5 separate regions of the Homo sapiens genome follow, and all the other regions are linked to region 1. A link is a loop called in an ENCODE intact Hi-C map of the cell type or tissue named here. Cell type or tissue: mammary epithelial cell. All regions are shown on one strand.

Region 1 (4,000 bases):
AAATCATTGGCTCCAAGAGGAGAAGAAAAGTACCATCAACTGCAAATGAATAATAATGTTATCAACAAAACTAGAAAACATTCTCATTTTAAGCTGAAAATATTATGCTTCATAAGGGGTATGAGTGTATTTTAGTATTCTGACACGGCACAGGACAGGACAACACGAAGCGGACATGCCCCGCCTGGGGAGATTTTCTGAAGGCCTCGTGGGTAAACAGGGCTGTCTTTCTCTCATCGACCTCACTAGAAACCACCTAGGTTGCTCCGAAAGAGAAAGCTTTTGTGGTGGGAGGAGAGAGGCTTTTATTCCTCCATCATAAATCGGAGAGTTTAAACTTCACTGGCAAGAGGAAGATTTAAGAATTAAAATGATGAAAACTTATAAAATCTTTCCAACAGGACGGTAATTGCAGTAATAATCCCCTTTGTTATAGAAGCTACTGTATTATGGGTGACCTTGACTTCCATTATGTACTGTTACCTTTAGCTCGGAATCTATAACTCAGGGGACTATTAATTATCTTGCCATAAGTGCCGGCCAGAGTGGGGGGCTTTCTGAAAAAGTAAATGCCACATCGATATGAAGTGGAGTTTCTCTGCTGCTCGACGGCTGTTATCAGCGATTAGGGTTCAGCAGCCCGTGGTCAAAGCCAGAAGATTATTCCTGCTTAGGTTCCACACCACCTCAAACTTTTCTGATCACCATGACCTCTGTCTGTGATTTATCCCAGCTCGTGAAACACAACAGTTTGTATATACAATTTAAACACTCCTACTTCTTCATCAACCACATCCCTGGGGTGTGCTCTCCTGCTAAAAGGTGAATAAAAATAAAACACTCTCTTTTCAAATATTGTTTTCCTTGGGGTGTTTTTTTTTTTTTTTTTTGCAATTTAAAGTTTGTCCCATGGAATGATACATTCCCATCTTCCATCATGTATTGTTATTGGGACAGAGAACATTAATTATACTATATCCAGCTCAATAAATGTTGACTATCCTATGCTGGGGGTGACACAAAGAATTTTTTTTAATGAGCCAGAAATCAGATTAGAGGAAGGCCTTTCACTTACCATCTTTTTCTTAAAAGGGCTAGCTCGAACCAACATTCTGACTACTCAGCATCCGTTGGAAATCGTATCCTTCGATTTCAATCTTCGGTTACAGCCAAGAAACTATTCTGAGAAGTTCTCAGCAGTCATGACTAACCCCAAAGCAAGATTTCCATTTTCCCCCCAATGCCCTAATTGAATTTAGGGGTCGGTTATGTTTTGCATAGGCATCTACCCCACATCAAGGGCAGGCATTCAAAAAGAGTCTTATGGAGTGGATCAGATAAATATGGGCTGCAAATGTGCTGATTTACCCCAGCTTGTAAAACAAAACAATTTACGTACACAATTTAAACATTCTTTCTAGTTTTTCACAAACCACATCCCTTGGGTGTATAATTGAGATTTCCTTGCCACCCAGAAGATAGTGAGCTAGTCCGCCGGGCTTTGTTCCCCTTCTGCGGGAGGGCGGCTGGCGCTGTGAGCTGCTGCTTAGAAACGAGAGGCCGGCAGCTTTGGATTCGCGGCTGTCAGATGCTGGACCGGGCCGGCAACGCTAGAGTGCAGGCTGACATAAGGATTACGGATGTGCTGCAGCCAGCCTGACGGAAAAGGCAGAAGCCTCTGCCAATAGAGGTGTTGTCTGTTACCTTCTTTATTTAGGCTTCGGGAGAGAAACCGGAGCCGAAGTAGGTAGAGGGAAGGAGGACACGTTTGATGCTCAAAGACCCCTGCCAGCTTGAGTCACATTGCCATGAGCCGGCTATCCGTATAAGATGCAAAAGCAGCAGCCGGAAAGGCATGCTTTTCTACCTTGGTTCTCCCTCGGTAGAGCCCTGGAGGAGGGGATGTAGATCTTCCCGTAGGTGAGGCTGCGATCTGTCCAAGGATCTAAAATCTACTTCAATAATCAGGGACCTGGGCACCTTTCCCCTAATTGATGTCGGAATAACTATAGTAAGGTGATCCAACCTAACCATCCATCAGTAAGAGAATGAGAGAGAAATAAAAGAATAAAGGAAGTGACAGAATCACATAGTGGAATACTACATCACAGTTAAAAGGAACGAACTAGGTTGACAGTTGGAAAAAGCAAGTTGTAGAATTTCACAAAGACACCAAGTGCTACTCCCCATGGCTTCTGGATTCCTCTAGATGTAGTGAAAGTACAGAAATGAAGGCAAGAAGGAAACATACAACATTTAGTCCAGCCGCTGGAGAAGGAGGAAGGGAAAGAGAAGGCTAAGATAGAGACGGGACAAAAGAAACTTCGGATTTATGTGCATTGTTTCATTTTTACTAAACTAATCTGGAGCAAATACGGCTTTTAAAAGACACGTTTTTCTTTCTGTTTTGTGGGATCTTGTTCGTTTGCATTGTTCTCAGTACTTTTTGTATTTACAGTGGTTAATTTTAAAGAAAAATAATTGGAAATATGAGTGTAAACCACAGACAGATGCTCACTTTCAACACAGCTCCGGTGTTGGGTCCATAAGCCCCCAAGTCAGAATACAGCTGAAAAGTTGTAGAAGTCAGTCACCTTTATAATTTTAAATGGCACCATTTGGGTGTAATTGAGTCTCTTTTCTCCCCCTCCATCCCCGCCCCTCTCCTTTTAGTCAAATTAAACTTATTGATTAGAGCCCATTAGTATGTAATGGATTGTTAATTTGACTCTTTTTACAAATCATATTTATCTGCACCAATAAAATATTTGGATTTAATATTCATATGTCACATTTATGGTGATGTTGATTGAGGGCCAAGCAATTTGAAGTGAAAGCAGACACTCCGTCCTTTATTCACACAAGGGAAATGCACAATTAGCTCCATGCACTCCTCCAGAGGTGAGAAACTTAAATATAAAGAAAATTAGAGAAAAGGAGAGAAACGTGCCCCCCCCCCGCCTTTTTTGCAGACATGAAAGAAACTCCATATAGTGTTTACACATTATTCAGCAATGGACTAGAATTGGTGCATCCTCCTCGTGTGTTACTCAAGTTATTTATAATGTGGTTGCAAAATCCCAGCTAGGAACAAAAAGTCAGATTTTTGGTAAACATCGATTAAGCTGTGGCCTCTTGTACTCATTTCTCCTATAGAGGAAAATAGAGCCCCAAGAAAGATCACGTCCTTGCCTCCTTTTGCTGGTAGAGGGCACTTAACAGTCAGATGCTTAAAGGGAAAACATGAATATATTTTATGTGCATTTGAAATAGATATTAACTGAATGCTGCAGGTGATATGGCAGCTGGGAATGCAGGAGAAAAATACTGAAAACTGCTGCCATTTATTGAGTGCCTATTCTCTGCCTGGCTCCTGGAATAATGATAACAATATTTAACATATAATACAGCATGAGCATCATCCAGTTGGAGTGGATGCCAGCCGAAAACACAACTGGTAAGCTTTAGTGGTGCACCAGCCAAGTTTTCAGCCCTGCTTGCTTCTGGAACAGGAAATGCTACGTTTAAGTTTGTTTAATGCTCAATTAAAGGAGCTGCATTCGCCCGGGCTGCTAATGCATTTGATTATTTCTTTTCTCTTTTTTTGTACTCTTAACGTTTTTTAAGTCTTAAAACATCTTGGCTTTTTTTGTTTGTTTGGTTGGTTGGTTTTTGCAAGCCACTTCAAACCTTTTGAGAAGCAGTCAGGGTATCCATTTTAAATAAATACATGATTTTCCTGATCCTGGCCAAATCTCATTACAAAGAAAACCGAGGCACCATCAGATTCCTTTGTTGCCCAGGGGGTTGTCCTATCAATATTGTATAAAGCAGTCAGGTCATTGGCTAGGCTTCAAATTCTTTTTTGTTATTTCGACCGTTTGGGGTAATACTTGTTGTAATGAGAGGCAATCTTTAAAAATAAAATTTCTTTTCATGAGGTTGGTACAAAAAGAGTCTTGCACAGTCGATGACTGACTGTGACAATATTTGGTCCATG
Region 2 (4,000 bases), 1.4 Mb after region 1:
AAAGCTCAGACGAATACTTCCTTCAGAAAGCCCGGTGCCTCTTTGGACATGAATTCACTATTCCATGTGTCCTTCAAATCCCTCCAAACCAGGTCTCTTATACAGCCGCAGTGTAATGATCTGAGGCACTCTTCGTACAAAAACTAGTAGATGTGTGAATGCAATAAAAGTGCTCAGAAACACACAAGGAGAAATCACCAGCTAAGGGAATGGCTCTCTTACTTTACAATGGCGAGTTCTCAACCTGCCACCGAAACCACCACTGTTTGTGTACGCGTCACTCAAACTCAGACTTTGATTTATACATGCAGGCGTACTTTCTTAACACACCCTCTCTGACTTTTCTGCCATAGCCCGTTTCCAATGCCACTAGAAGATGCTGTGCTTAATACAGCTTCCCAATTCTCCAAGGCCCCCTCAAAGCTTTTAAAGCTAGCATAACATGCAGAATTTCAAATGAAGTACCAACAGCAGAAAGATCATTTACAGTAACTATACAAACAAGCTAAATGAAAGACTTGTGTTCAGTCATTAAAAATAATAATGCTAAAGCCCCGAGGGCTGAAATGTAAAGCTTAGACTTCGTGTGAGGAAATAGAAAAGGAGTGTGTTTATTATCCCAATAAGATAACCTGTTAATTTATTTAGTAGGCAATTTTCGAGTACATTCGTCCACAGTGAAATCTCGCTTTATCAGATTATATGAAAAATCACCACCACAAATAAAATGCTCGTTCAAGCCAGGGGCTTTTGCAAGATAGAAATTACCAAGTAGGAGACCAGTAAGGGGTGGCTGGGAAGTGCTGCCACTAATAGCTTCCGCCCCCTTATTCTCCTCCTCTCCTGAACCAAGCCCAGAGTTAGTTATAGAGTTATCTATCTCACACTTTGCAGATGATGCCTAACATCATGACAACAGAGAAGAGGAAAGGTCTCTGGACCTGCCTACCTACAACAAGTTTCTGTAAAGTAATGAATACAGACAGCTTGGGGACCATCCACCTGCGCTGCCTGCCTCTTCCTGCCTGCAAAGTGAAACCACCAGGGATTGGCAGAAGGTACTTGTCTGACAGGGCCAGGACAGCCTTTCTCCTCAGTGACAGCCTGGGCCTACCCTCTTAAACTTGACCCACCATAATTCCTTCACAGTGCAGCAGCAAGGCAGCTGACAGTAGCAGCTGCAGCTCCTAAGCGAGATGGATGGAATTTTCATAACTAGTTCCCCAAGTTACATTTTACCTTCAAGATAATTTATGAGCTGCTCTGGAGCCTTGAAGAGACAATATGCTTGCCATAAAATTAACTGTAACAGTCTTGTAGGTTATAATTAACACTGGGAGGGTAGCACCAACTGGATGAAACACATGGCGTAATTGATGGTGAAACTGGAAATGAAGCAAGCTAACAATATCATTACTGTGCAGGCTGCCTTAGCAAAACCTATGCTTTCCGAGGGTTCATTGCAGTTGCCTCCCAGGCCCGTATTCTGGTAGGAAAGAGGCCAGAGCTGGGCAGAGGGGTGGAGGTTTTGCTGGCCAGGCCATGGGGTACCTGGACAGATACAATGGCTGTCAACAGTCTGGAAAGAGAGCCGTAGCACAGCATCTGGTCATATGCTTCCTGGAGTTCAGACCAGGCCCTACATAAGCCTTCCTTGTAGATATGACTTCATTTTTTCAGTAAACAGCAACTTTTTCAGTGAAAAAAAATATAAGAATAAAAAGAAGACAATAGGAACTTCCAAAACGCCCTTCCAAGGATTGGGACATTTATTTAGCATACATTCTGGAAGCAAAACAACTTAATATGAGCATATCTTAATAAAAAATGAAGATGGTTAACTAAACCTAAAGGTTTATTAAACTAAAAAGTAACGTCCTGAGCACCCTATCCAAAGTTGACTATGGAGAGAAAGGTAATCAGAAGAGTCCCATCAAACACTCCTGTCTCAGAAAGAACCACTAACCTATTTCTTTCACGCATGGATACTGAACAGTCTGACCAATACCTGAGAAGTCCTGAACATTCTAAACACATTGGAACGATTCAAATAATTCTAATAAGCATTTTCAAGGTGATTCAACTATTTTTTTTTGTTTTCTGATTTGTTTGGTTTTGTTTTTTTTGTCCTGGGACAATAGACTGGAAAATTCTAATAAATGATGCAACAGTGTCCCCTACAGGCCAGTAGAGCTGTTCCTTCCCCTTCCCCCATCCTCCTCCACCATGACTTCCTCAACTGAAAGCCAGAGTTAAACTTTTATCTATAACATTACAGAGTAAATTTGTAAAATACACTGGGGATACCCCTGAGATAGAATAAAATTACTACTCTTCATGTGTGGTAAATTGTTTCCTAGATATAAACAAACTGTACAGCTGGTGATTAACCCATTATGGAGTAGATAAATTGCTACCCTTTCACCTTAAGGGCACCCACTGAAATCAGCCTTGACTAACGCAGCCCCAAAATTACTTGACTTAGAGGATTTACAGAGATTTACAGATTCTTGGAGGCTAAACTTTGGTGTTCTAATTTTCACCCCTACTCTCCCACCTTCTAAAAGACTGTAACCAATATAAAAGAAATGACAGAGCATATAAAGGTGATAACTTTCCTTTAAAAGATCCATGGCAGGGAGATTGATAATGCATTAGCTGGATACTATTTCCTTATAGAGATGCACCCACAACTAAAAAGTGTAAAACATGTTAGGTACCAGAGGAAATAAATATGTAAAGATACATACCTGCCTATCTCCACACTGAGAAGGATCCTAGAAGGTCTCTAAAATACTAAGTGAATCGTATCAGTGGTTGATTAAAAACTAAAGCTTTGTTATTGCTCTTGGCCAACCTGGGCCGTCTTGGCTTAAATTCCATCTTCACTACTTACTAGCTGTTGCCTTGGGCAAGTTACTCTGCACCTCTGTGCCTCGGTTTTCTCATCATATAAAACATTTAAAACTCTGTCTGGAACACAGTGACTTCTCAATAAATGTCAGCTGCTATTGTTGTTAAAATTAGTACAATTGCAGACTTCAGGGAAAGTGGAAGTAGAGGAGTGAAACCCATCAGGAGTAACATCCACTTTTCCCTGCTCCCGGGGATCTCACGTATGGAGCCACTCCTTGTGAGAGCTGGAAGATGCCTCCCACTTTTGGGGCGATCGAGATCAAGTCGCTTCTTTCTTACATAAAGTTGCTAAGGCGTAGAGTGTCTGTGACATGCCCAGAGTCCTATAGTCACTAATGATGGGATTCAAACTGGAGTCCAGCCCTCCACCTGTCAATTCTGTGTGACACTGCTGAGCACAGAGCACCAACTCTGTCTAGTGTTCTTCCCTGCACCAATTTTGCAATATCAGGCCCCTACCAGGAGGCTAGGATATTTACTTCATGAGGCATTCTCTCAAAGGAGAGGCCAATTTGGATAAGGGTGGCTGGGTTTATTCCTGGCTTTATTGTTTTGATCTGAAGATCATGATAGGTCATTTTTATTGAACACCTAATACGTTACAGGTACTTGCTCTGGGTGTTTTACATTTAATCACTTAATCAACCCTATGAAATGGGTTCTATTATTATCATCCCCTAGGCAAATAACAAACGAGAAAATTGAGGCTCAGAGGGGTTAAGTAACTCATCTAGTTACAATCCACAATTGTAACTTGCCTGGAGTTATAGAAGTGGATCCAAGATTCAAACCCAGGCAATCTGATTCAGAATCTATGCCCCCAAACATATTAATTAAATTTACTCTGAAAGAAAACCATTTTTCCTCCACAAACTTTATACAATGGAAAGAAGGTAGCACAACTTTTATACAATGACCTATCCTCACGTATAAATTTCTCTCCTATTTCTCACTCATGCTTTGAGACAAATAGCTACCTATCTACTGGTAGCCAACACAATTGGGGAATGGAGCAGTATTTCTCACTGTCGCTGGGCACATAATGAGAGTCTTATGAGAACACTTAAGGAGAGCCTGTCTTCTT
Region 3 (4,000 bases), 1.8 Mb after region 1:
CCTACCCAGGAAGCAAGACTCCAGAGCTTGCTACTCAGATCCAACAAAGTTGTCTGGGAATCAGTGGTTTCCCAACCCAGTGCCCCCAGGTTTAGGTCTGTGGGGCATGTACAGGGCACCTTCTCCAGGACCCAGCAGCATCTGCACTCCTATCCTCTTCAACTCACCCTCTGCCCTCCTCCTAGCCAGCCCAAGGATGTGAAGACATCCTCTTTCTTTTCTTTTCTCTTCCTTTTCTTTTCTTTCTTTTTTTTTTTTTTTTTTTTTTTTGAGATAGGGTCTCACTCTGTTGCCTCGGCTAGAGCGCACTGGTGTGATCTCAGCTCACTACAACCTCTGCCTCCCGGGTTCAAGCAATTCTCCAGTCTCAGCCTCCCCAGTAACTGGGATTACAGGTGTACGGCACCATGCCCAGTTAATTTTTGTATTTTTAGTAGAGACAGGGTTTCACCATGTTGGCCAGGCTGGTCTTGAACTCCTGACCTCAAGCGATCTGCCTGCCTCGGCCTCCCAAAGTGCTGGAATTATAGGCGTGAGCCACTGCACCAGGCCCGACATCCTCTTTCAAGGCACACAGTCACCTAAAGCTATATGGAGTCACTTTGGCAGCTCCAAGGCCAGGGAAGAGAAGACTTTGTCCATGGTATAAATTCCTTGCTCCCTTCTCTTGTAACAGTGAGCCTCGCAAGAATGCGCTGAGTGAACGGGAAAGACTGCAGTGCAGAAGGACATATGGGGAAACCTTCAAATCGTCATTTCATCACCCAGATGTGCACCCAAGTAATCAGAATCCAAGGCGAATCTAGAATGCCATCAAGTGCCATCACAAAGTCCTTCCATAGGAGAGAGAAAGAAATTCCCACCGGAGGCAAGCAAAGAGGGCTGCTTGAAGGAGGCAGGGGCATGTAACCTGGCCTCGGGAGATGAGTAAAATCTCAGCTGGTGGAGGAGGAATGGGACCCGAGGCATGAAGCATCAGGGTAGCTTGGGTCGGCCTCATCTCCCCAGCCTGGGATTGGGGAAGGCAGAAGGGAGATCTATACCCTAGAACCTCAACCAAGGAGGTTGGACTTCCCCAGAATGAGGGCAGGGAGGAAGCTGTGGAATATTTTGGAGGAAGGAGTGACACGATGAGATGCCGCAGGCCAGTGGGGAGTCATGCAGAGACACATGTAGAAACGGCCTTTGTCTCAAGACTCTGGCTACAGGGCTGTGTGTGTGGAGGAGGGGGGAAGAGAAGAGGGAGGAGACGGGGAAGAAAGAAGTGAGGGAGGTTGGGGTGGTGCAGAAAGAGGAGAGATGGAGCAGGAAGGGGGAGAAAGAACAGATGTGGGGAGACAGTGGAGTTTGCGCCCGCCCAGCTCGCAGAGGCCCCCGTTTGTGGGTGTGAAAACCCATCCTGAACTTCTCTGGCCCAGGAAGTCTGGAGAGCCCCAGGCGCCTTGCTTGTGAGTGGCTTTTGTGAAAAGAAGGCAAGAGAATGGGAGGAAAAGTTGGATTCAGGTCTGATTTTTCTAAACAAAGTCACCAGCTGAGGCAGGACTGACAGCCCCGGGATGCCCTCAAGCAGAGAAATTGTCAGAGAAGAAGGTGAGAGGAGGTGATAATTGCTGGGAGAATGAAAGCTGAAGCCACCCCAGCGAGTCTCTTGGCTTCTCCAAGCCCAGTCAGCGTCAGAGAAAATAGAGGTCTGAGTTTTCTGGTTGTTCACACTCAGAAACTAAAGCCAGAAAAGTTCCAAACATCTGGCTTTTACAGCACAAAACCCCCAACGCACGTGCTGGGATCGTATTTAGTAATGTTATGGCTCCATCTACAGCCGGAGGAAGGATCATCACTGCTAGATTTCGCCGTGAGCAAGAATCCGGCCTTTGAGCTGCGCAGACTCATTGCAATTAACGCTAATAAAGCTCGTTCCTGTATCTGTGCTGTTTATTCAACACAGACTTGGAACCACACTGGAAGTTATTTATTTCAGACTGTGTCTACAACAGCAGCTGTTCAGAATATACTAGCATCCTTTTAGCCAAAATTGGTTTGGAATTTCTATTTTAAACCACTGTTTGTTATGAATTGAGTTAAATGTCTTTTTTTTTTTTAACACATTTTCCCTATTTTAACAATGGAAAAAATAAAAGCCCTTAAAATACTAAGATTGCATTTTCTTTCATTCATTCAACAGCTAATTAGCACCTACTGCGTGTCTGGCTCTGTGTTAAGTGCAATAATTAAGTCAGATCTGAATGCATCCTATTATTTACTCATCAGAGGGTATTTTTGCTACTTGTCCTTTATGTCTGGAACATTTCCACAGGAATAGTGAGAGAGGAAGAACCGAGACAACCTGTGAATATAGTGTTTGGGACAAGTTAGAAACACAAGGAACATAGAATCTTTTCATGACAAAGTGGAAGCTGGAAGTCAGTCCCATAAAGGCCAGTAAGATTTTTATCCTGTTCTATTATTTTTTTCCTACTCAGAAGTGGAATTAGTTTTTTCCTACTTAAAAAGTTACCAGCTGAAGTCAGGTGCGGTAATCCCAGCATTTTCGGGGATCGAGGTGGGCAGATTGCTTGCACCCAGTAGTTCAAGACCTTCCTGGGCAACATCGGGAGAGCCCCATCTCTACAAAAATACAAAAATTAGCCATGTGTGGTGGCGCACACCTGTAGTCCCAACTACTTGGGAGGCTGAGGTGGGCGGATCGCTTGAGCCTGGGAGGTTGAGGCTGCAGTGAGCCAAGATCACACCACTGCACCAACAGCCTGGGTGCAGTGGCTCATGCCTGTAATCCCAACACTTTGGGAGGTTTGGGTGGGAGGATCCCTTTAGCCCAGGAGTTTGAGATCAGCCCAGGCAACATAGTAAGACCCTGTCTCTACCAAAAAATATTTTTAAATAGCTGGGTGTGATGGCACATGCCTGTAGTCCCAGCTATTTGGGAGGCTGAGGCGGAAGGATTGCTTGAGCCCAGGAGTTCAAGATTGTAGTGAGCTATGATCACACCACTGCACTCCAGCCTGGGCAACAGAGCAAGACCCTGTCGCTGAAAATAAATAAATAATATTTGCTTTGTGCAGAAAATTTGGAAAACAAGACAAAAAGGAATTTAAAAATCTCAGTTATAATCCTATCAACCAAAGATGACCACTGTTAACTTTACATGGTACTATAATTTTCATTAACCCATAGGAGAGGAACTTTCTTTCATGTCACTGCATATTCCTCTATATGATTTTGAATGGCTACAGAGTATTCTTTCATATGAGCATACCATAATTTACTTATGCCACACATGATTACTGACTTTTAACAATGATAAGGTTTGTACTGATGACATTTCTTAAGATACACTCTTAGCTCTGGAACTTCTGGATCAAAGAGGGCATGTACCTTCAAGGCCTCTGAGACATATATCAAGTTGCCATCCAGGGTCAACCTCCTAGAATTTAACATCGCATCTGAAACCAAAATCTAACTTCAGGAGCCCAGAGCATTCACAGTTCCAGAAAGAGTGTGATGGTAAGTGGTGATCCTTGGTGTTCGGGAAGCTTTGCAGGGCATCCCAGCTGGAGGTAGTCAAAGTTATCAGAATGGTTTTTGATAAATTCTTTACCTTGTAGATGATTTAGACTGGAGTGCCTCCAGGAAAGCAGGAAGCAAGACATGTTTTTAACCTGGTAAGTATTTAGTCAATAGAGCATTACCAAGGGCTCAGGAGATTAAGAAAGACAGGATTATTTTAATGTATCTTCATCACCCAAACCTCACCACTTGTCATGGTTAATATCACCCCTGGCTTATTTTTCCTGTTCCCACATTCTGTCCACAGTTTGTGCCCACAGATACTTTGCCCTTTCCTCTCCTCCATGTCTTATAAGGTGAAGCTGGGTTCCTCTGAGGTCACAGAGCTGTGGTAACTACATCCAGTGGGTGTTAGAAAAAACCCTGGCCCCTCTCAGATGTGAGATGTGGTCTAAGGACTCAATACACTGACTTA
Region 4 (4,000 bases), 340 kb after region 1:
ATTGTGTGTGTAAATGTATATGCCTATATATGATGTTATGCCTGTAAATATACGATGAGTGATTTGGGCATGTATATCCTGGTGAATGACAGTATGCTTAATAAATGCTTACTATATTAAATTAAAAGACAAATTCTGTTCCATTTGAAAAAACAGAATTAGCAAACTTTTCGTGTGCCCATTTCCGCTGCCTGGATTTGCTTTCTCTTTTTTCCTGTCTTAGGCTAGGTATCCTGAAAGCAGAACGAAGACAGGGATTCCCCTGCAGTGATTTATGGCAGAAGGGGTTAACTTCCCTGGCATTTCAGCACAAGGCAATGTCTGAAGAGAGCAGCAGCTGTGAGCCTTAGTGGACAATATTCACAGCAGCTGGCAGTGGGTGCAGCTGCCCAGCCAAGGGCATCTAGGAGGGCCAACTTAGTGTCTAAGTTACCTACGAGATAAAGTTTGGAGTTGCACTGGGAGAGCTCTTCATAACCATGATCAGAAATTTTTTACTTAATCTTGTGTGCAAGGAAAGATTTGGGGTGGGGGCACTGATGGGCTTCTGGAGCTTCAAGATTAGAAGTGGGTCAAGATCAGAGGTGGGCTTCAGGACAACAGCCCTGGGGATGCTCAGAGGATTGAATGGAGGAGGGAAGGGTGTGATGGTCCAGGACAGAGACCATATGGGCCTTTGACGGAGGCAGGGCTGCAGGTAGTGAAAAGAACAATACATTTTGCTAAACTCCCGGCCCTGCTTCCTCCACCCTTGTCCTTCAGGAGCCTACAGGGCCACAGTGCCCAGTGGGGCCCCAAGCGCGTGGCCTCAGAGCCTGCATCCGGCCTGCCTTCCCCCAGCACGAAGGCAGTTCTGGCTCGCATCAAAGGCAGCATTCAGCCAGCTGGGTTCCTGTCCTATAGCCACAGAAATGCCCAATCCCAGTGAGAAGGTGAGAGGCCAGCTGGGTGCATATTTATAAACCAAACTCCCTGTCTTTGTGGAGGGCAGCAAGGCAGTTCCCGGGTGGGCAGTCAGCCCTAAGCCTCAGCTCTGACAGAGCCAATGCTTGTCTGGGCCGAAGGAGGGCCGCCAACTTGGGCCCCTGTCCCGGGCAGGAACCGGGTAGCAGCGTGCAGCTTGGGTTGCACCCTTGGCCCCCTGTCCCGGGCAGGAACCGGGCAGCAGCGTGCAGCTTGGGTTGCACCCTTGGCCCCCTCCCTGTGCCATGGAGGAGTCAGGCTGGTTACAGTGGCATTCCTGATGTTGTCTCATGAAATCTGAGTGCTGAATCCTGAATTATGGCCACACTCCCACTGCTCCACTTGGTGACTCAAAGGAACGCAAAATGGGGTGATTCTGGTCACCCCTGCCAATCGTAGCTCAGAGAATGTGGTATTTGTAGATGGAATTAGAGGCAGCTTTCATGTTAACAGACTGAAATGAGCAGGGTTTGGTTTTGTAAAATAAACTCCTTTGGTCCCAGCTGCCTGGAGGTGACCCAAGCTGCAGACACCCCAATCTGACTCACACAGGCACCGACGCACACACAACACTCTCACACCCACACCACATACACCATGGCCACATGTGTGTACATCTGAAGAGAGGCAGCTCTGGCCTAGTGGTTAAGAGCTCAGAGCCTGGCTGGGTTCAAATCCCAGCTCCAACACTTAATGAATGAGCTGTGTGAACTTGGGCAAGTTCTTCAGCCTGACCTGTAAAATGGGGCTACCAAGAGCACTTAACTCCTAGTATTTATCTATCACAGTCCCTAAGTGTCACTGGGACTAAGTGAGTTCATGTTTGCATAAATGCTCCAAAGAGTGCCTGGCTTATGTAAGTGGTTATGCCTTAGGTCTGAGCAGGAAGCCGCCTCACCCCCATCTCTAAGGGACCTTGGGGAGACCCCTCACCAGTCCCTGGAACTCTCTCCCTTATAAAAGGGGTCGTCCCCTCACCTTAGCAATCAGTGAGTGTGTGAGAGGAAGAGCCTGCAGGGTCCTGTTATCTGCTTTCAACATCCATCTCTCTCCCTGGCTCAAGGCAAGGGAAGGTCTCATGACTCCCACCCAGCTCAGCTCGACTTGGTACTGAGTTCTCGGTCAAGCCTGGGAAACTTCAACTATTAGAATGCACTCAAAGCCCTCCTTCTGCACAAGTAACTTGGAGCCAATGGAGAGCTCACCGTGTGTGGCATCTTTGCACAGAACTTTCCTTCCATTCCCTTCAACTCTCCCTACATACGTCCTGTTTTACCTCCATTTTAGAGAGGAGGAAACCAAGCTTGAGAAACCAGCCAGCTTTCCCAGGGGTGCTGGGCAGCGGGGATTTCAAAGCCCAGTCATTTAACCGCTCACTGGCGCCACCTGTGGGCTTAGCGAATATTTGGGTAGCACCTGGGAGTGACATTCACTCCAACCATCACCATGCAGTGAACATTTATGCGCTTTCATTTCTGGATGACATCAGAAAGAAAGCCATTGGTGCTAGACTTTCTTAACACTTCCCTAACATTTGCTAATGCTTCTTTTCAACAAAAGGAAAGCCCAGCCTCGAACGTGGAACCTTGAACTGACCAGAGTAGCTAGCTGGAATTTAAAATCTCCTGCTATTTTCATTGTGTTCATTTTTATCACTATCTGCTATTTATGTCAAGTGATATTGATTTTTCCATTTCTGGTAGCAATGAAACGTTTCTTTTTAAAATAAATTTCAGTTAGGAAATGAGTTGGCTTAATGAAAAATAATGTAACGAGTCATGGTCAAAGTAGCCTGTGAATATGAGGCACAAAAGTGAAGGAGGTCCTCCAGGGACCTGCACATGGGAATGGCTGCATTTTGCTTTACTGCTTCTCTGGACCTGGGCAACTTGATCCTTGGGGCCCCTTTGTTGGGAGTGTGAGCACTGGGGCAGCTGATAAGTGAATTCTGCCAAGAGGGGCAGTTGGGGCCCAGACCGGCCCATCGCTATTGCAGGGCAGAGGAGCTCCTTCCTGGCACCCTGCTGATTGAAGCTGCCATCTCAATAACCACCCCAGCCTTCAGCCCTGAGCTGGAATTCTAGAAACTCAACTGGACAGTCTAAAGGATGGGGAGACTGTTCTAAGGAAGCAAGTGGATACAGGATGCTGCCATAACTTCTTGCAGTGAGATTCCAAATGTGAGAAGAAAGAAATAGGGAGACAGAGAGGAAGGCATCCCTACACACACACACACATATATCCACAAAGATGCACATACACACAAATATACACATACACACGAGCACATATAATGTGCAAACACACTCATACACACAAGCACACATAAATATACACACAAACATGCATGTGAAAACACACATACATGAACACACAGTCACACAATTGCTTCGTCCCTTGAAGTACCAATCTGGGTGGCGGCTGGTGCAGTGCAGAGACCAGTTTTTCCCGAGCCCTGTTCACGTCTAGTTCAAGACACTCCTCTCACCTCCCAAAATGGAAGTCATGAGAACGCCACACAGCGCCTGACAAAAAAGGTATTTGCTCCATTCTGGCCTAATTACAGGGGCCATTCTGGGCCTGGCCTGGCTAGCGCTGCCTCTCCCCACCCCTCTGCCCGTCCACTTTCCTGTACGGAGGGGCATCTCTGGCCAAGCTGTTTCCCGGACATGGCGTCCATTAGGGCCTCAATTACCTGGCTGGGCCATGGCCTTTGAAGTGGCCGCCGAGGCCTCTGGGAGGCTATTTTTCTCTCACCTGTCGCCACTTATTTTCCTGGGCTCCTGGCCTGTGGCCCGGCATTTTTAACTAATGGGGATTAAATAATCCAGCTGTAATACAAATGCCCACTCCCGGCCCCTGGGTTTGCGTCGGAGTCATTAAGACCTCAGCCGGAGCCGGCAGGCGCTCCCCGTGGAAGGGTTAAGGAGAGGCCGGGCGGCACATTCTGGATTTTTTTATTGCCTCCTCATTATAGCTATTATCCACAAACACAACCGCTAATGAGAGGGCTGAGGAATTTGGGAGAGGAAAGGTT
Region 5 (4,000 bases), 76 kb after region 1:
GCCCTTTCAAGGTCAGCTTGACAGCAAACACAAACTTAATTGAGCTGGAATAATAATTTTTTCTCTTTGCTTGATGTGCAGGTGACAATACTTAAAATATCGACATGGCTTAATACTTTTAAATTCAGTTGTTTGCTGATCAGCAGCAGCTACTTAAATTGACCAATCTATCTTGCCCAGCCGGAGATCAAGGGATCAGCACTTAATTTCATTCCCTGAATAAAGAATTTTTTTTATATCCACATGGAAATATCAGAACATGAAAGGTTAAATCAATATGGAGTTTTACATTGCTTAAAGGGCATTTGCATCAAAGCAGCCCTGAATGCAATTCACTTGTTTAATGAATTTTTTATGCTTATTTAATGAATTTCACAAAGGTTTGGTGTTTTTCATAAAATGGATAAGGACTTCCAGTTTTATGAAATAATAAAAATGGAACTGAAGTTATGAAATGAGCAATCTCATTAGTTAGGCATGATATATTCATATGAAAATGTACATGTCTCTGTATTATTGCCTGGGCACCATTATGCGAACAGTGACTTGTTATAATAGCATGGCAAATATTCCTCTAGTTAAGATATCAAGAAGTGACAGAAGGAAATTGCATTTTCTCCCCATTTCTAATAATGACATAATTAATGCTCATTTAAAATAATTACCTGGGCATTGTTTCCCAAGAGTGCGGATGCCTAACTCACTGGTAAATGTGTCCTGAAATACTTCTGAACTTCAATAACTCAAATGACGTCCTTTGCTTTTTACATTAGTTATTTGTTGAGGTAACAGTGATTTCTTGCCTTTCCATTCCAATGTCCTGGTGCACAAACAGAATACACAAAACTAATTCTATGAAATATAGAGGAAATATCTTGTGCTGAGAGAGAGAGAGAGAGAGAGAGAGAGAGACAGAGAGGTTGAGATTGTGGTATTAATTCTTCCTTCCTAGGCTTTGTTTCTGGCTTATATATTTTTTTGGATTTTGGGCTTCTTACTTGGTGTCCAGAGTTTGGTGAACTGGTCAGGTACTGATTCATCTATGATATTCAGAGGTTAGAGGGTACACTGGTTAATAATTCAGGCTTAAAAACACAGATGTATGTCTTGTGACTGTTTAACCACAGACTAGTTATTTATCCTCTCTGAACCTCAGCTGTGAAATAAGGATGATTCTTGGTAGTTCCTGAGACCTGGGGTGTGGGCAAGACTAAATAAGCATACACATGTAAAGCCCAGCACAGTGTCTGGCATCTGGTAAGCTCCCATCATGTCAGCTGTTGGCATAGGTGGTGTTGGTGAGACGCGGGGCCTGGAATTCACTGGACGCTCTGGTGCAGAGACTGAACAGAAGTCAGTGAATCAGCACCAGGCAGGGCCTCACTGGGGAAACTCGAAACTGTTTCATCTCACTTTCTTTTCCTATTCAAGAAGACAGGCAGCTGGAATGCTCCTCTGGCATTCAACACTGATATCAGTCTCAGCAACATTAATAATACAGTGCAACCGAATTAATTCTGCCTCCTCACCGAATTAATTCTGCCTCCTCTGATTTCAGAGGGGACAAATTCAGATGCACAATTCAGTGAGCATGTTTGGGGGGCTCACTGGGTGCTGGGCACCAGCAGGAGGGCTCTAAGCAAAGGGAAAGGCATAGCTCCTCTTCCAGGAGTTTGCAATGTTGGTAGGACCATAGGAAGCAGCCAGGATACAATTTTATTACCAATTAAACTCCTTGTATCTGTATAGTGCTTTGTAGTTTCCAAAACCATTTTGAGACTCGCATAAGTAGTCAGACCCTCTGATCTTTTAGGACTCTTTTGATGGTAGATTGAAATAATTTCTTTGGACTCAGAGAGGAACTTTGCATTGTGGTTACCAAACTGGTCCTTGCAATTAAAATTGGGTCCCAGCACCAGTTCTGAGCAGTTCCAGCTGTGTGGCCTCCGGCAAGTCACTTAACCTTTCTGAGCATCTATTTCTTTTTCTTCCAAATGGATGAGGACTCACTAAATTTGCAGGCGTGTAAGACACTTCCCTGCCTCTTTCCTTCAAAATTACTGTGTGCCCATATTCCAGGTGGAAATAAGAGTCAGAGAGGAAATAATGTAAGATGCTACCCCCCAGTGGAGGAGTTAGGCAATTCAAAACTCATAGCAAAGGTCAGCGTGCCATTGCCTTTTGGGAGTGATAGTGGTTGGTAAATTTTTACTTTGTGCTTCTTCGAAAGCAAACATTTAAAAACCACATATAATATGACTGATAAGAGTTTGAGTAATTTCTGCTATTTTCTATATTCACTGATATATATATTGTATACATACATATACACACAAATGACTTTTAAAGCAGTTATTTTACACTGTTTAAAGTGTTAGTCAATTCTTACTGAATATTCAGAAATTAAGACTTTCTACATGATTCCAATATGTAGTCTACTGTCTTTACAACAATAAAATGTTTTTTCTCATATAAAATCACTTTAACCTCACTTTTAATATCAAAAATATTCAAATTTTTCCTTTCTTCAAATTTCCCTCTATTATTAGAGTGAATCTTACTATATTATTAAGTTAATAATAAACCTAATACTATTTATTTAAACTGAAGTCTTTTGGGCTCCACGATTAGAGAGCCTTCTAAGCTAGAACCCTGTGTTTCATCTGTGTCTCATCTTCACATATTTGCCTGTTCCCTCTAATGCCCTAGTTTCTTTCTTTCTTTCTTTCTTTCTTTCTTTGAGACAAGGTCTTTCTTTATTGTTCAGGCTGGAGTGTAGCGGCACAATCATAGCTCACTGCAGCCTCAAACTCCTGGGCTCAAGCAATCCTACCACCTCAGCCTCCTAAGTAGCGGGGTCTCCAGGCACACACCACCACATCCAGCTATTATTTTTTTATTTTTAGTGGAGACGTATCTCACTATATTGCCTAGGCTGGTTTTGAACTCCTGGCCTCAAGTGATCCTCCCACCTTGGCCTCTCAAAGTGCTGGCTTGAGCCACCATGCCCAGCCAAGCTCCAGTTCTTGAGCCGAGTGCACGGCAGACACACCTGGGAGTGCCCAAGCCCACAGCCTTTGCCAGGACCTCCCATTCACAGGTGAGGGGTGGACCTGGCATCTGTAAAATGAAAACTCTCCCAGGGTTACTCTGATTTGTCTGCTGGAAAGAAACCAAGGTTCTGAAGCAATAGGTAAGAAAGCTTGAAAGAATATGGCATGGACGCCAAGTAAAAATGACAGGGGAGTAAAGATTAACCTTGACATAATGCAGCTAGGTTTAAATCTGCCTTCACTCACATCATTTGCTCATCGCAACAGCCCCTCAATGTGAGTAATAACCTCATTTTATTTAAACATGGGAAGATGTTTAGATTCACAGGTTAACTCCCCTGTCCCACCTCACACCTCCACCTCCCACACTGACCCTCCAGGTGCTCAGGATCAAACCTCAGAGTCATCTTTAACTACTGTGTCTCTCATCTCCCTCTGCTTGCCATCAAAATTGATCTGGAAAATGACTCCTTTTCCCCATGCCCATCTATGCAGGTCACAGTCACATCATGCCCTTGCTTGGATCCTGCAGCAGCCTCCGACCTGGCCTCCTACCTCCTCTCTCCCTCTTGGCCCCTCAGTCTGTTGTTCTGGCAGAAGCCAGAATTAGGCATTTAAGATGCAAATGAGATCATGTTACACCTCTGCTCAAAACCCATCTCATTCAGAGGAAAATCCTAACTCCTTATAGCAGCAGGCAGCCTGCCTCCCTCTCTGGTCTATCTCTTCCTATCCTCCCTCTGCCTCACCTCACTCCAGACACTCAGAATGCCTTTCCCAAACTCCCAAGTACTCTCCCACCTGTGCACTTGCCTTTCTTCCTGGAACTCTCCTCCCTCAGCTATATGTGTGTTTCATTCACATTCTGGAGGCCTACCTAGCTCCCTTTTCTCAGGAACAACCCCCCTCCCCAGCTACTCCCTTAATTTGCTTTATTTTTCAGAGTA

Evidence for each region. A loop is a pair of places that touch in the nucleus more often than their neighbours do. Peaks named below come from ENCODE experiments on the same cell type or tissue, not always from the same donor. Only the 100,000 strongest peaks of a DNase experiment are listed, where the experiment ranks them.
Region 2: it touches region 1 in a loop (10-fold over the local background); 6 of 110 quality-filtered maps call a loop at or near these places.
Region 3: a loop joins it to region 1, with 12 times the contacts of the local background. A loop is called at or near these places in 7 of 110 quality-filtered maps.
Region 4: a loop joins it to region 1, with 4 times the contacts of the local background. A loop is called at or near these places in 3 of 110 quality-filtered maps.
Region 5: a loop joins it to region 1, with 18 times the contacts of the local background. A loop is called at or near these places in 4 of 110 quality-filtered maps.

Annotation. Positions count from the first base shown.
Region 1 is chr16:55,368,843-55,372,842 of GRCh38, reverse strand. It overlaps LOC105371279 (a long non-coding RNA gene), which reads left to right and starts at 3,278. Exons shown (of 3, transcript XR_933600.3): 1 at 3,278-3,457. In mammary epithelial cell, a CTCF peak has its summit at 1,613; no DNase peak of the experiment used is centred here; H3K4me3 peaks cover 165 bases.
Region 2 is chr16:53,944,293-53,948,292 of GRCh38, reverse strand. All of the region lies in intron 8 of FTO (FTO alpha-ketoglutarate dependent dioxygenase), which reads right to left. Among named protein-coding and RNA genes, the nearest start is that of FTO-IT1, 93 kb to the left of the region's middle. RefSeq lists an enhancer at 2,042-2,336. In mammary epithelial cell, a CTCF peak has its summit at 2,189 (motif pointing left); no DNase peak of the experiment used is centred here.
Region 3 is chr16:53,547,946-53,551,945 of GRCh38, reverse strand. It overlaps LOC105371269 (a long non-coding RNA gene), which reads left to right. Exons shown (of 8, transcript XR_933588.4): 4 at 3,349-3,522; 5 at 3,624-3,680. Among named protein-coding and RNA genes, the nearest start is that of AKTIP, 47 kb to the right of the region's middle. In mammary epithelial cell, a CTCF peak has its summit at 1,819; a DNase peak (open chromatin) is centred at 1,815.
Region 4 is chr16:55,033,571-55,037,570 of GRCh38, reverse strand. No RefSeq gene overlaps it. Among named protein-coding and RNA genes, the nearest start is that of IRX5, 100 kb to the right of the region's middle. In mammary epithelial cell, a CTCF peak has its summit at 2,341 (motif pointing left); no DNase peak of the experiment used is centred here.
Region 5 is chr16:55,292,382-55,296,381 of GRCh38, reverse strand. No RefSeq gene overlaps it. Among named protein-coding and RNA genes, the nearest start is that of IRX6, 30 kb to the left of the region's middle. RefSeq lists an enhancer at 1-1,005. In mammary epithelial cell, a CTCF peak has its summit at 2,119 (motif pointing left); a DNase peak (open chromatin) is centred at 1,301.